Linked DNA regions of Mus musculus: region 2 is linked to region 1. Evidence: chromatin contacts called from ENCODE Hi-C or POLR2A ChIA-PET data. All regions are on one chromosome and are shown on one strand. The core of a region is the stretch at or near the end of the contact, and the rest is flanking DNA. Distances in the headings are between cores, read along the strand shown. Region 1 holds the start of Edf1 (endothelial differentiation-related factor 1). Region 2 holds the start of Notch1 (notch 1).

What was found. A loop is a pair of places that touch in the nucleus more often than their neighbours do. ChIA-PET counts read pairs that join two places held with the same protein, here RNA polymerase II (POLR2A).
Region 2: a map of T-helper 2 cell shows a loop between it and region 1 (3-fold over the local background). The contact joins the promoter of Notch1 here to the promoter of Edf1 in region 1. A Hi-C loop is called at or near these places in 1 of 37 maps with a recorded cell type or tissue (T-helper 2 cell). POLR2A ChIA-PET finds 5 or more read pairs at or near these places in 1 of 5 experiments (Patski).

What each region holds. Positions count from the first base shown.
Region 1 is chr2:25,555,603-25,561,491 of GRCm38, forward strand. It overlaps Edf1 (endothelial differentiation-related factor 1), which reads left to right and starts at 2,245. Exons shown (of 5, transcript NM_021519.2): 1 at 2,245-2,427; 2 at 4,549-4,600; 3 at 4,938-5,098; 4 at 5,367-5,460. The coding sequence starts at 2,350. It overlaps Gm35476 (a long non-coding RNA gene), which reads right to left and starts at 1,926. Exons shown (of 4, transcript XR_866044.3): 1 at 1,853-1,926.
Region 2 is chr2:26,500,949-26,506,837 of GRCm38, forward strand. It overlaps Notch1 (notch 1), which reads right to left and starts at 2,874. Exons shown (of 34, transcript NM_008714.3): 1 at 2,550-2,874; 2 at 933-1,011. The coding sequence starts at 2,610. It overlaps Gm35978 (predicted gene, 35978), which reads left to right and starts at 2,979. Exons shown (of 2, transcript NR_132655.1): 1 at 2,979-3,881; 2 at 4,216-4,399.

The sequences.
Region 1 (5,889 bases), core at 995-3,494:
TCCAGAGGTCCTGAGTTCAAATCCCAGCAACCACATGGAGGCTCACAACCATCTGTAACAAGATCTGGCGCCCTCTTCTGGAGTATCTGAAGACAGCTATAGTGTACTTACATAAAATAAATAAATAAATCTTAAAAAAAAAAAAGATTTATTTTAAAACTTTTTAGCCAGGAGTGGTGGTGCACACCTTTAATTCCAGCCCTCCAGAGGCAGAGGCAGGTGGCTCCCTGTGATCTTTTAGGCCAGCCTGGACTACATATCAAATTCAATCCAGCAAAAGTTACATACTGAGACCCTGTCTCAAAACAAAACAAAACAAAACAAAACAAAAACCCCACAGATTTTAAACCTTTTATTTTCTATTTATGGATACTTGGTCTGCATGTAAATCTATGCACAGCATGTGTTCCGTGTCTGTGGAGGCCAGAAGGCATCTGAGCCCCTGAGATGAATTATAGATGCCTGGGAGCCACCTTGTAGGTGCTGGGAATTAAACTCAAGTCTTCTGGAAGAGCAGTCGGTGCTTTTTACTGCAAAGCCATCACCCCATTTTTTAATTAAAAATAAAATTAAAGTGTGATTTTTTAAAAATTTTATTTTATTTTATTTTTTGGTATCCAGAGTGAAGGTGCATGCTTTTAATCCCACTAGTCAGGAGGTAGAAGCAGGCAGATCTTTATGAGTTCCAGACTAGCCAGTCCACACAGTGAGCCTTTAAACAAACAAACAAACAAACCAACCAAACCAAACCACCACCACCATGTATGTGTGGTGTGTGTGTGGAGTGTGTGTGGTGTGTATTCCATCTTGTTTTAAGTGTATGGGCATTTTGCCTTTACATGTCTGTACACCAACTGTGTGCCTAGTGCCCTCAGAGGCCAGAAGAGGGAATCAATGCCGCTGGAGTTAGAGTTACATCCTGCTGTTCTCAGGTTCTCTGCAAGAGCAGCAAATGCTCTTAGCCACTATGCCTCTATAATCATTTTGTTTTCCTCCCCAAGCAGGGTTCCATGTAGTCCTGGAAGGTCTCAAACTTGCTTTGTAGCTAAAGATAACCTTGACCTTCTGATCCTCATATCTCCACCTGGCAAATACGGGTGTTGCAGAAGTAATTTACATTATTATTATTATTAATTTAATGTATATGAGTACACGGTAGCTGTCTTCAGACACATCAGAAGAAGGCATAGTATTCAAATACAGATGTCAAGAACCACTATGTGGTTGCTGGGACCTCAGGATCTCTGGAAGAGCAGTTCCTGGAGAGAGAGCATCTCTCCAGGCTCCTTTTTTTGGTGTGTGTGTATTTTTGTATTTATAGGGTGTTTTTGTTTGTTTTTTGAGACAGTTTCTCTATGTAGCCTTGGCTGTCCCGGAGCTCGTTTGGTAGACTAGGCTGACCTCGTACCCAAAGATTCTTCTGCCTCGGCCTTCCGAATGCTGGGATTAAAGACCACCACCTCGAGGCTGAGTTGCTTATTTTTAAAGTAATTTTGTTTCTATGTATTCCAAAGAAGCCATCAATGGTTCACATGTTTCTGGCCCCACAAAATTTGCCAGCTGCTGTTTCTCTCCCAGAGAGCACCTCCAAAGGAACTTCGAAGTACTGGTATAATGCCAAGCTACAAGCACAAGAGAACCTGGATTCTATCCTGGGATCTCCTAAGGCGTGGCCTGGAAGACAGGTGTATACCCACTGGTGTGGGGGACGCTGGCCCAGGTTCTCCAGAAGTAAGGTGGTGGAGACCGGCTGGGATCAGTAGGATCCCACTTGTACGGCACCTGTGCTAGCATGGCGTGTGTGTAGGTCTCCAGGGCCCCCTTCTCCGTGCCTCACTCCCCTCGCAGATACCTGTGTTCCCTCTCCGCCCCAGCTCTCTTCCGGGTCCCCACTCTTTTTACTAAGGTTCTTCTCTCTTCTGCACTTTTTTTCTCGGGATCCTCCACTCTCTTCTTCGGTCCTCCCGTCTGCTCTCCATGTCCTCTCCGCTCTTCTCTCCTTTAGGGTCCCTCACTCTCCGCTCCCTTCGATCCCCACACAATTCCCACCCCTGGCGCTCCGCCCTGCGCAGCCACAGGGACACGGGACTGGAACCGTGGCGGCGATCAGGCGTCGCCCTCCACGCGCCGCCCGCGGGCAGCCCCCGCGGGTCCCTAGACTAGCCGGGTGCGGATTGGCCGCAGAGCTCGGGAAGTGCGGGCTCCTGGAACCACCGACCAATGGGAACCAGGGGCGGGACCGAGGCGCTGGCGCCGGAAGCGGGGAGGCGACGAAGGGACGTCGCGTCGCCGCGCCGGGTCTCGAGCAGCTGCCAGAGCCGCCGGACGGATCGCTGCCCCCGCCGCGCCATGGCCGAGAGTGACTGGGACACCGTGACGGTGCTGCGCAAGAAGGGCCCCACGGCCGCACAGGCCAAGTCTAAGCAGGTGCTCAGCCAGCGGGGGGCGGCGGGAAGCTGCCGGGCCGCACGGCGCTCTGCGGTCGCTGGGCCGAGCCGGGGAATCCGGCAGTGGGTGGGGACCCGAACGGATCTTTCGAGGGTGGAGACCTTGGGGGACAACAGGTACTCCTTGGAGATGGAGTACGGGAAAAGACTGGGGTAGAGGGCAGCTGACCTGCGCGAGGCTGGGGCAAAGGTCGGAGCAGGGGGATGGGAATGTGGCCTGGGCTCTGGACTGGGACAGGCCTGGGTGAGGACCTGGATGGAGATGAAAACAGGATTGAGAACAGGTGCAAGTGTGGGTCAGAGAACCTGGCTGGTCACTAAATGTGGGGTGGGCAACGTGGGCATTAGGCGCAGGAAACTTGGGAACCAGGGTAGGGGCAGTCCTGCTGAAGGTTTTGCCCTTACCTGGTATCAGCCTGTGCTGGCATCACTGGTGGCTTCCTGCCCATGATGCCCACCCAGGCGATGTCAGCCTATAAAGAGGGCTGTGTGAGACATTGGTCTGATGTCCTCTCCATAGGTGAACTCTGTGTCCCTGAGCCCTGGATGCTGTGGTTCCCTAAGTGGTACTGACCAGAGCTGGAGTTATTTGCCATAGTTGAAGCCAAGTCCACAGTCCTCTTTTCAGGAGAACTTGGAATCATCCTTAAGTGTGTAGAAAGTCTGAGCATATTACACAGAGACGCTCACATGCCACTCCTCTGAAGCAGGATGTTAATACTCAGTTACTGTGGCCCAGGCATCATCGTTAGTGGTCCTACTTCCCAGGGAGACTACTGAGACTACTGTGGGGTGTGTCATTTCTCATTAGGAACCGTACTGGCCGAAGAAGCCAGGGCAGCATTCCACACCTTTCTGCTTTATAGCAGAGTTTGGAAGAAAACTAGCTCTGTTTCCAATAAAGAACCTGGTCGCCTGTACTGTGTGTGCGCATGCACGTGCTCTGATATTGATTTCTGGGTCTAGTGTATCTAGCACTAAGAAGGCTTGAATCAGCCTTCTGAGGGCTAGGATCACAGTCCTGTGCCACCATACCCAGCTCACACCTGTCTTAGTGTAAAAGTGAGTTGGTTCTTTTAGCAGTAGTTCAATGCATGTTATCTAGATATGTGTGTACAGTGTACCCCTGTTTCTTTGGGGACACATTCTGAGGCTGCTCAGTAGATGCCTGAAACTGAGTTGTGCTGGATCCTGTATGTAGTGTGTGTTCTCCTACTCATATATACCCACCCATGAAGAAGTTTATAGATTAGGCACAGTAAGAAATAGTAATAAGGGTTGGAGAGTTGGCTCTGTGGTGAAGAATACTTGCTGTTCTTACAGACCCAAGGTCAGGTACCAGCATCAACATGGCAGTTCACACCTGCCAGTAACTCCAGGTCTGGTGGACCCCAACACCCGCTTCTGGCTCTATGGGCGCTGTATGCAGACAAATACTCATGTAAGCCAGTCATAAGTAATGGTTGAAAAGAACAGCTGTAACAGTACACTGTAATAGGAGTTGTGCCAGTGTGGTTTCCTGGGGTCCTATATGCACCCTTCTTTTAGGGATGGTGTGAAGTGATAGATTATCTCAATGATATTCTGAAGCCATGCGAATCACCAAGCCGTGATTATGTAGCATCAGGCTCCTCCATCATGATTTCTCGAACATGAAGTCTGTTTTGGTGCCTTGACAGTTATCTGGGATCCAAAAAGGTTGACAGATGGATGAGTAAGAGGCAGGTAGCATACACTGCTGAGACAGCACTGGACAGAGGACAGACACTGGACACTGTCTTAGGTGAGACAGTGGGTACAGTATGAAAGCGCATCACACTTTTCAGAAAATACACAAATTTTAAAATTATGAATTGTTTATTACCTGGAAATTCCCAGGTATGTGTCTGAACTAAAGATGACCATGTGTTTACCAAAAACATGGGAAGTAAAACCAGAGCCAGGCAGGGGACACTCTTATGGTGAGTTTGGTTGGCTTTACCTAGCATTGGGTGGCAGGCTTGTAGATTTAGCACCACATGATCTGTAAACAGCTGCTTAAATTGTGCTCCGTGCTCCCCCAAAGCTCATTTTGATTGAAAACTACTTTTTGGTTTTCTAGGCCATCTTAGCGGCTCAGCGACGAGGAGAAGATGTGGAGACATCCAAGAAATGTAGGTACTCAAGTTTCTACTTGCAAAGCAAGGGTGTGCTGGGAATTGCTAGTCTGATGATATGGTCTGGTGCCCTGGGGTGGTACCCTGAGGACCTGTCAGGAGCAGAGACTGGACAGCCAGGAAATATTCTTGACTTGTCGGCACAGCTCTGTGTGGCGTGAAGTCAGTGGGGACTGTTAACTTTCTTCCTACCACTCTGGGAAGATTCAGATTCAGGGCTCTGAGGTCTGGGAAGCCCACCGGACCTGGCCTGTCAGTCTGGTTTTTATTTGAAATCTTTCCCGTGTGCTGATTGCAAGCCGTCATTGCTCTGTTCTGCTCACATTGCCTCCAGGGGCTGCTGGCCAGAACAAGCAGCATTCCATTACTAAAAACACAGCCAAGCTCGACCGGGAGACCGAGGAGCTGCATCACGACAGGGTGACCCTGGAGGTGGGCAAAGTGATCCAGCGGGGCCGGCAGAGCAAAGGCCTGACCCAGAAGGACCTGGCCACGGTGAGGCTCTGGCAGCTGTGGTGCGGGCACAGGTGACAGGTGACTAGACAGGATAGGGAAGGTGGGCTCACTGCATGGTAGCTTTGGGACCTTACCCTAGCACTCCCCAAATCCTCTGGGAAAGCCAGGTCAGAGAAGCTCTCTCTTGCACAAGACCTGTCTGTATGGGGCTACCAAAGACCTCAAAGGTGGTTGCCTGTGGCACCTCCCCTGGCTTCTGCAGCACATCTCATTGAGTTAGCTTGGCTAAGGTGCATCTTTTCTTCAGAAAATCAATGAGAAGCCGCAAGTCATCGCAGACTATGAAAGTGGACGGGCCATTCCGAATAACCAGGTTTTGGGCAAAATTGAGAGAGCCATCGGTGAGTGTCTTCCCTAGCAGGTTTGGGCAAAGCATTGCCCTTCTGTAAGGGGTGGTGAGGGCTGAGATGGCAGGCCCTCGTCCTCTTGAGGCCATACCACCAGAGTCCCTCCTAAGGGTTTGATTGTTGGTGGGACTCCAGAACCCTAAGCAAATGGTGTCTTGGGGTCTTCTGAAGCTAGCGTCCAGCCAGAGCACACTGCTCTCAGGATCCCTAGGGGGGGCTTGTGCTTACTTCTGCGTGCCCCTCCGTGGAGGTCTGATGCAGTGGTCCAGATCTTCTGGGGCAAGATTACAAGATGTTTGTCTTCTCATCTTTTTAGGTTTATTATTATTATTATTGTTGTTGTTGTTATATACTTAATTACTTTTTGGCTGTCCTGGAACTCAACTATGTAGACGGACTGGTCTCGAGCTCATGGAGATCTGC
Region 2 (5,889 bases), core at 1,624-4,123, 950 kb after region 1:
AGGCTGGGTACTGGAGGCAGCAGCACCCGTTGTCAAGGGGATGAGCCATTCAGCAGTTGGAATGAGGGCGTGCCATGTAGGCTGGAGCCTTCTCTGTCTCCAGCCTCCAGGGGAGGCCTTAGCCTCCAGCACCTTGCTAGTCTCATCAGGGAGGAACTCAAGTTGAAGGGCGCTAGCCCTAGCGCCAAGCAGAGACTTCCCCCAGCTGCCTAGTCCTTGAGAGCAACCTGGCCGGGATCCTTCCCAAAAGGAGTTCCCAACATGGAGCAGACCTTCCCATCCCCAAGTCATACCCATTTCACAGTTGGTGACCTGAGGACAAGGGCCCGTGGCACAGAGTCCAGAGGTGGGTCTTGTCTTAAAATAGGCACTTTTCACTGGGCAGAGGCAGGCAGATTCCTGAGTTCAAGGTCTATATAGTGAGTTTGAGGACAGCCAGAGCTACATAGTGAGATCCTGATACAAAAAAACAAACAAACAAAAAAAAACAAAAAGCACCACCAACAAAACCAGAACACAAACCAACAACACGGGTCAATTTCCTTCCTAGTGCACTCCTGCTCAGGAAGAGGGATCCCAGGTGACAGGGGGTGGGGGTCTCAGACTCTCTCGGTAAGTGTCCCAGAACGAATGCTCATCATCCAAAACAACTGTTTCTCAAGCATTTTAAATAAGAACTAGGGCACCAAGAATTCCCAGGAGCCTGAGGGCCCACGAAGGAGTGTGCCAACCTCCAGGGGCCAGAGTAGCTCCACACGCGGCATAATTGCTGGTGATTAAGTAATTGCCAGACTTTGTCCAATAAAAGTCAGCACGTGACTGCACTCAGCCTCGGGGCTGTCTTCCGAAGACAATAGCCCAGTGTTCTGTCCCCAGAAGGCAGGGGCTCTGCTCTGACAAAAGCAACAGGTCCCCTCAGGGGCGGTACTCACACACAGGCTTCAGTGCCGTTGGCCACTTCGCACCTCCCTCCATTCAGGCAGGTCCCACTTGGCTGGGAGCATCTCAAGCCTGGGGGAAGGTCAGAAGAGAGAGGTCAGGCTTGGTTCTGGGCACCTAACTCCTTATAGTCCTGATGGTGGACGGAGATTAAAGCCATGGTGCCTATGCACTAGAGTTATTGGCAGTCCTGAGGGGGTGCGGGACGCGGTGGGGGGGGCGGCTTACGAATCAATGTTCTGCTCACAGTATTGTAGTCAAAAACTAGTGGGGAAAGGATAGGCTGGCTAGGTGGCAGGTGTACCGCCCCACTCATAGTGAGGCGAAGTGGACGGCAACAGAAAGACTTAGCAAATTCTCCCAAACTTCTAACCACACAGCCAAAGTGGGAGGGGATTAAGGTGCCCAGCAAAGCCCCCCGACAAGCCTCCACCCTTGCCTCAGTTCAAACACAAGATACGAGGGGACCGCAGGAGGGAGGGGGTGGCCACACTCAGCTCCCCGGATCGTGGGAAAAAGCGACAGCTGCGGAGCCCGCCACCCCGCCCTCCAACAAAGCGCCGGCCCGGGAATCAGAGCGGCCCATTGTCGCGCCAGGGCCGCCTCCTGGGGCAGCGGGGCCGCACCCGGAGACCTGCCCCGCCTACTCCGACACCCAATACCTGTTCGCAGGCATCTCCAGGGGCAGCCCCCGCCGCACCCAGGGAGGGGGTCTTAGAAACCCCACTTAGAAGGAATTCCACCCCGTTCTCGGGAAGGGGCTATTATTAATCAAGCCCCTCCCACGCCATCTTAAAGAGCTCTAAAAATTAAGCCTCGATGTAGGGCTGAGCTCGAGCGTCACATAAAACCCCACTTTTAAGGAAAGGGCAGGCAGTTCTCTCCTTCGATTACTGGGAGAAGAGTGCAGTTGGTTACTACAACAGGAGTACCCCGTTCTGTGAAGCCGGAAGGGAAATAAGGGCTCCCCTCTCCGGCTCCCGTTCCAATCAGCACAGGATTTTCAAACTTCCGAAATGAGTCAGTCCCACGCCCACCCTAGGCAGCAAGCCGCCTGCACATCGCCCCTCTTCGAAAGTTTGATTCCGGCTAGGGGACAGCGATCCCAAAACCCCATACTAGGAGTCCAGGGCACATCGTCTCTGCCCCGCTCTAAGTAAGCAACGAGAGTATAGCGCCCCTGACCTCACACTGCACCCCAACATCCGCCCTAGCACGGGCCGGAGGCAAAGAAGAATGAAAATAAATGGTCCCAAGAAGCAACAGGAAACCAAAACCGATTCGATTCAAATCGAAAAGTAGAGGCGCAAGCAGCATGTCCGCCCCCGCGGCGAGCCCCAGGAGCGTCTACCCAAGTGCGAGCCAGGGTTGGGCCTCCGGGGCCCCATACCACACTTCCAGCGTCTTTGGGCGCTATGAGAAAAGTGGGTACCCCTGGAAAGAGAAGGGTCCTCCTCACACGCCAGGACACCAGGTCCCACGGTCCCGTCCACCCGCTCTGGCTCTCAACTCTGGCAGCTGGTCCCTTACTCCTATCTACCCAAAGCGTGCGCAGGGCGCAACAGAAGTTTCTGAAAGGCGCCCGAAGTTGCGGGCTCGCGGGAGCCTACCTCTTGCGGCGAGCGCGGGCAGCAGCGTTAGGCAGAGCAAGGGCGTCAGGAGCCGTGGCATGCCTGCTCGCCAGCTGCCCGCAGCCCGGGCGGCGGCCTCTTGGGGTGGCCGGCGGGGATCGGACGTTGACGCACACCACCGGCGGTCCCGCAGGCGTCCACCCTCTGATGCCCTCTTTCCTGGCGGGTGGGCGGCGCTGGGCTCTCAGCGGCGCTGGGCCCTACAAGGCACCCGGGCTCGTTCCTTCACTGCGCTCGCACCCGCGCCCAGCGCCCGCGCCCTGCGCCCCACGCCCCTGCGCTCCCTCCCGCGGCAGAGGCACTAGTGAGGCTCTGAGCGGGCGGGCGCTCCGCCCCTATGGGGGCCCGCCCCTGCCCCGCCCCATCCCAGCGGGCTCCGCCCCTGGTTCCTGCGAACCCTTACCCCCTTGTGGACCCTGTCCCTCCCAGCGCTTTGGTGGGTTCTGCGCCTGTCCGGGCTAGGGAGCGCGTCCCGAGCCAGGATCTAAGGATCTTATGGTTCGCAAGACAAGGAGGAATGGAGGGGTGTATGGAATGGGCATCTAGGAACTACTTCTTGTTCGAAAGTTTACAGAGACCAAAAGTTTGAGCTGGCGCTGCGGAAGGATCAGGCTTTGTGTGTAGCCGCCCTCTGCGACATTTGGCCAGAATTTGCATTTCAATAGTAGAGGAGGTACGGGTCTTGTGGGAAAGGAAAGCTGCACGGGGAACCAGCTCCATCCTGGAGTTAGGTCTAGGACCGTGGGCAGGAGCAGCTGAAGTCAAGTTTGGGGGGAATCCTGGGGCAGGAGTTTAAATGTGGCGCCCTGGCAGCGTTGCGCGTGTCCTGTCCCTAGGGCTCCACTCCTGGGAGCTGTTTGGTCTCGGCTATAGGCATCAGGAGGATTGAGGCCAGGCACTCTTAGCCATGACTTCCGGAACGCTTGACCTTAAACGATGATGGCGTCGCGCCCGCAGCCTCTGTAGAAGGGAGTTCGGGGCTCCCTAAGGGAACTCCCCAAGGACTAGTGCCTTGCTGGACAGATTGCGCTCTCGATTCCCAGCAGGAACCCGAGTCTAGACGTTCCACGGTCACCCTTCTCACTGGTCCCTGGCTGTGTCCGACTTAGGTGGCCTGGGAAAGTGCAGAGTTCCAGTACAATGACTGCTAGCGTCAACACAGCCTCTCATGCTTTATCTCCACCTTGATGTTTGGACATCCTGTGCTAAGCTGCTTAGCACTGGGCGTCCAAGATGCCTTCCTTATCCCTTTGCAGTTAAAGTTCAATGGAATCTGGAACGAACAACACCTCCCCATCCTAAAACACGGTGGTGAGTTCAACAAGGAATAAGGGCCCCAGATTATATTGTCCTAGGACCCTCCCATCTCCCTTGACACACCTGTTCCTGAAAGGCACTAAAGGGCCAGTGCCAACAGCTGTCCAGCCCCCATCTCCTGCTCCTCTCAGAAACTGGCCTCAAGCCTGGGGGTTAGCAGCATGGGGTCAGTACCCGAGAGAAAAAGCGCCCAATGCTACAGAAATATTTATATAAGAGATCTGCAGCTCCAGAGAGCAGTTCCATAGAAGGAACGCCTGACTGCAAGTGCCTCTTCTGAGATGGGTCCTGAAGGCCTCTAACTGCTTATGTGTCGACTATATTCCAGCTTTGTCAGCAGGCAGCCTGACTTGGATACAAAGAAGGCCTTATCCTTCTGGAGTCTGGAGACCTGCGCTGACCTGGCGACATCTGCCTACCTGCCATCCCGTCTGTCCATGGGTGTCTGTATCTCTTCCACTGTCTTTGTCTAGCAATGAGTATGGCTGCACAGCAGACCAGCTGAACACAAACACTTGTTGGCTCTTTTTATAAGTAGAGGCCAACCACACAGGCAGGAGAACTTAGCTGTGGAACCCTGGGACAGCTGAGCCAGAAAAATGGCCTGGGTGGGGGGCAGGGCTCAAGTTCTTGGCAAGTGGGTGTGAAGCTGTTTCACACAGTAGACAGGAGATATTGGTCCTTCTAGTCCTGTGTCTACCAGGAAAAGGGCTTGGAGGGTAAAAACAACCAGCCAACCAACAGAAACAACAGCAACAACAACACCACACACACACACAACACACACACACACACACACACACACACACCAAAACCAAAGCTGTCACTCTTCCTGCTAAATACTCACTCAGCCTCAGATGTTCTGTTGCTGATAGACCTGTAACATTGTAACCACCTGCATCTGCATCGCATCATGAATGCAGACCAGCATGGCCTGGTTGTCCTGGAGGGAGCAGGTCTGTATGCAGGTATGATGGGCAGCATAGAGTCCCAGGAGTACCAGGGGGGTTAGGCCTCCGGAGCCTGGGCTACAGGTGCCTCTCCCTCCTGCAGGATCTCACCTTGTGCCTTGTGGGACCCAGAAGTTAGGGTGCAGGTAGAATGAGACTACCCAGTTCTCAGGAGAGGCTCAGAGATGTCCCTAGGAGAGTAACTGTCAGTCAAGCCAGTTCAGGGCACATGGTATGCTTGGGTGGAGTGACAAAGAGGACAACACAGGGAAGGGGTGCAAGCATGAAGTGGTCCAGGGTGTGAGTGTTCTGTCCTGAGTGGGGTGCTGTCAGAACAGGCAGCTACAGGAACATTCCAGATCACCACCCTCGGAATCCCACTGCTTACAACGCTTGGACTTAGCGATCCAAGAAGTGTCCAACCTAAAGGGTGCTTCCTTCTGACCACTGTGTCCACCACAGCGTGTCTGTCTTCTGGTGGACCCCTGAGCTGGATCCCTGGACTCTGAATCATAGCTACTAACTGACTAGCTTACTTTGGGCCCTTCAAGGCTCTAGGCCTCAGTTTTCCCCCTACTAAGTCAGTAGCTTCCAGTCTACTCTTTCTACTTTAAGTACTGCTTTGAACATTTTTCAGAGGTTTGACTATATCTCCATATGTGCTTTCAATGGCCTGAACTGTTGTTCCAGACAGGCAGGCCAGGGCTGGCTCCCTTGTGACTGGTGTTGGTTACCCCAGCTGTGCCAGTGTGAAAGCACATTCCAGGACCCCTGTCTTGCAAGATGCCCTCTCAGTTCTGGGCTTTCTTCCCAAAAACCCTTGTCAGCTAAGCCTTGGTGATACCTTGTCTGCTTGGGTCTCTGTGGAAGGTCCTGGCCCTGCTGGGTCTCAGTACCAAATACCCAGAAAGGCTTGCTGATTGACACATAACTTAGGGAAACCGAAGGCAATATACCTGGGCCAGCAGGCAAGGTTCACAGGGGTATTGACTAGCCCTTAAGCAAGGGGCAGAATCTCCCTGAGCCATCTACAAGGTCAAGGGCCCTGTGTA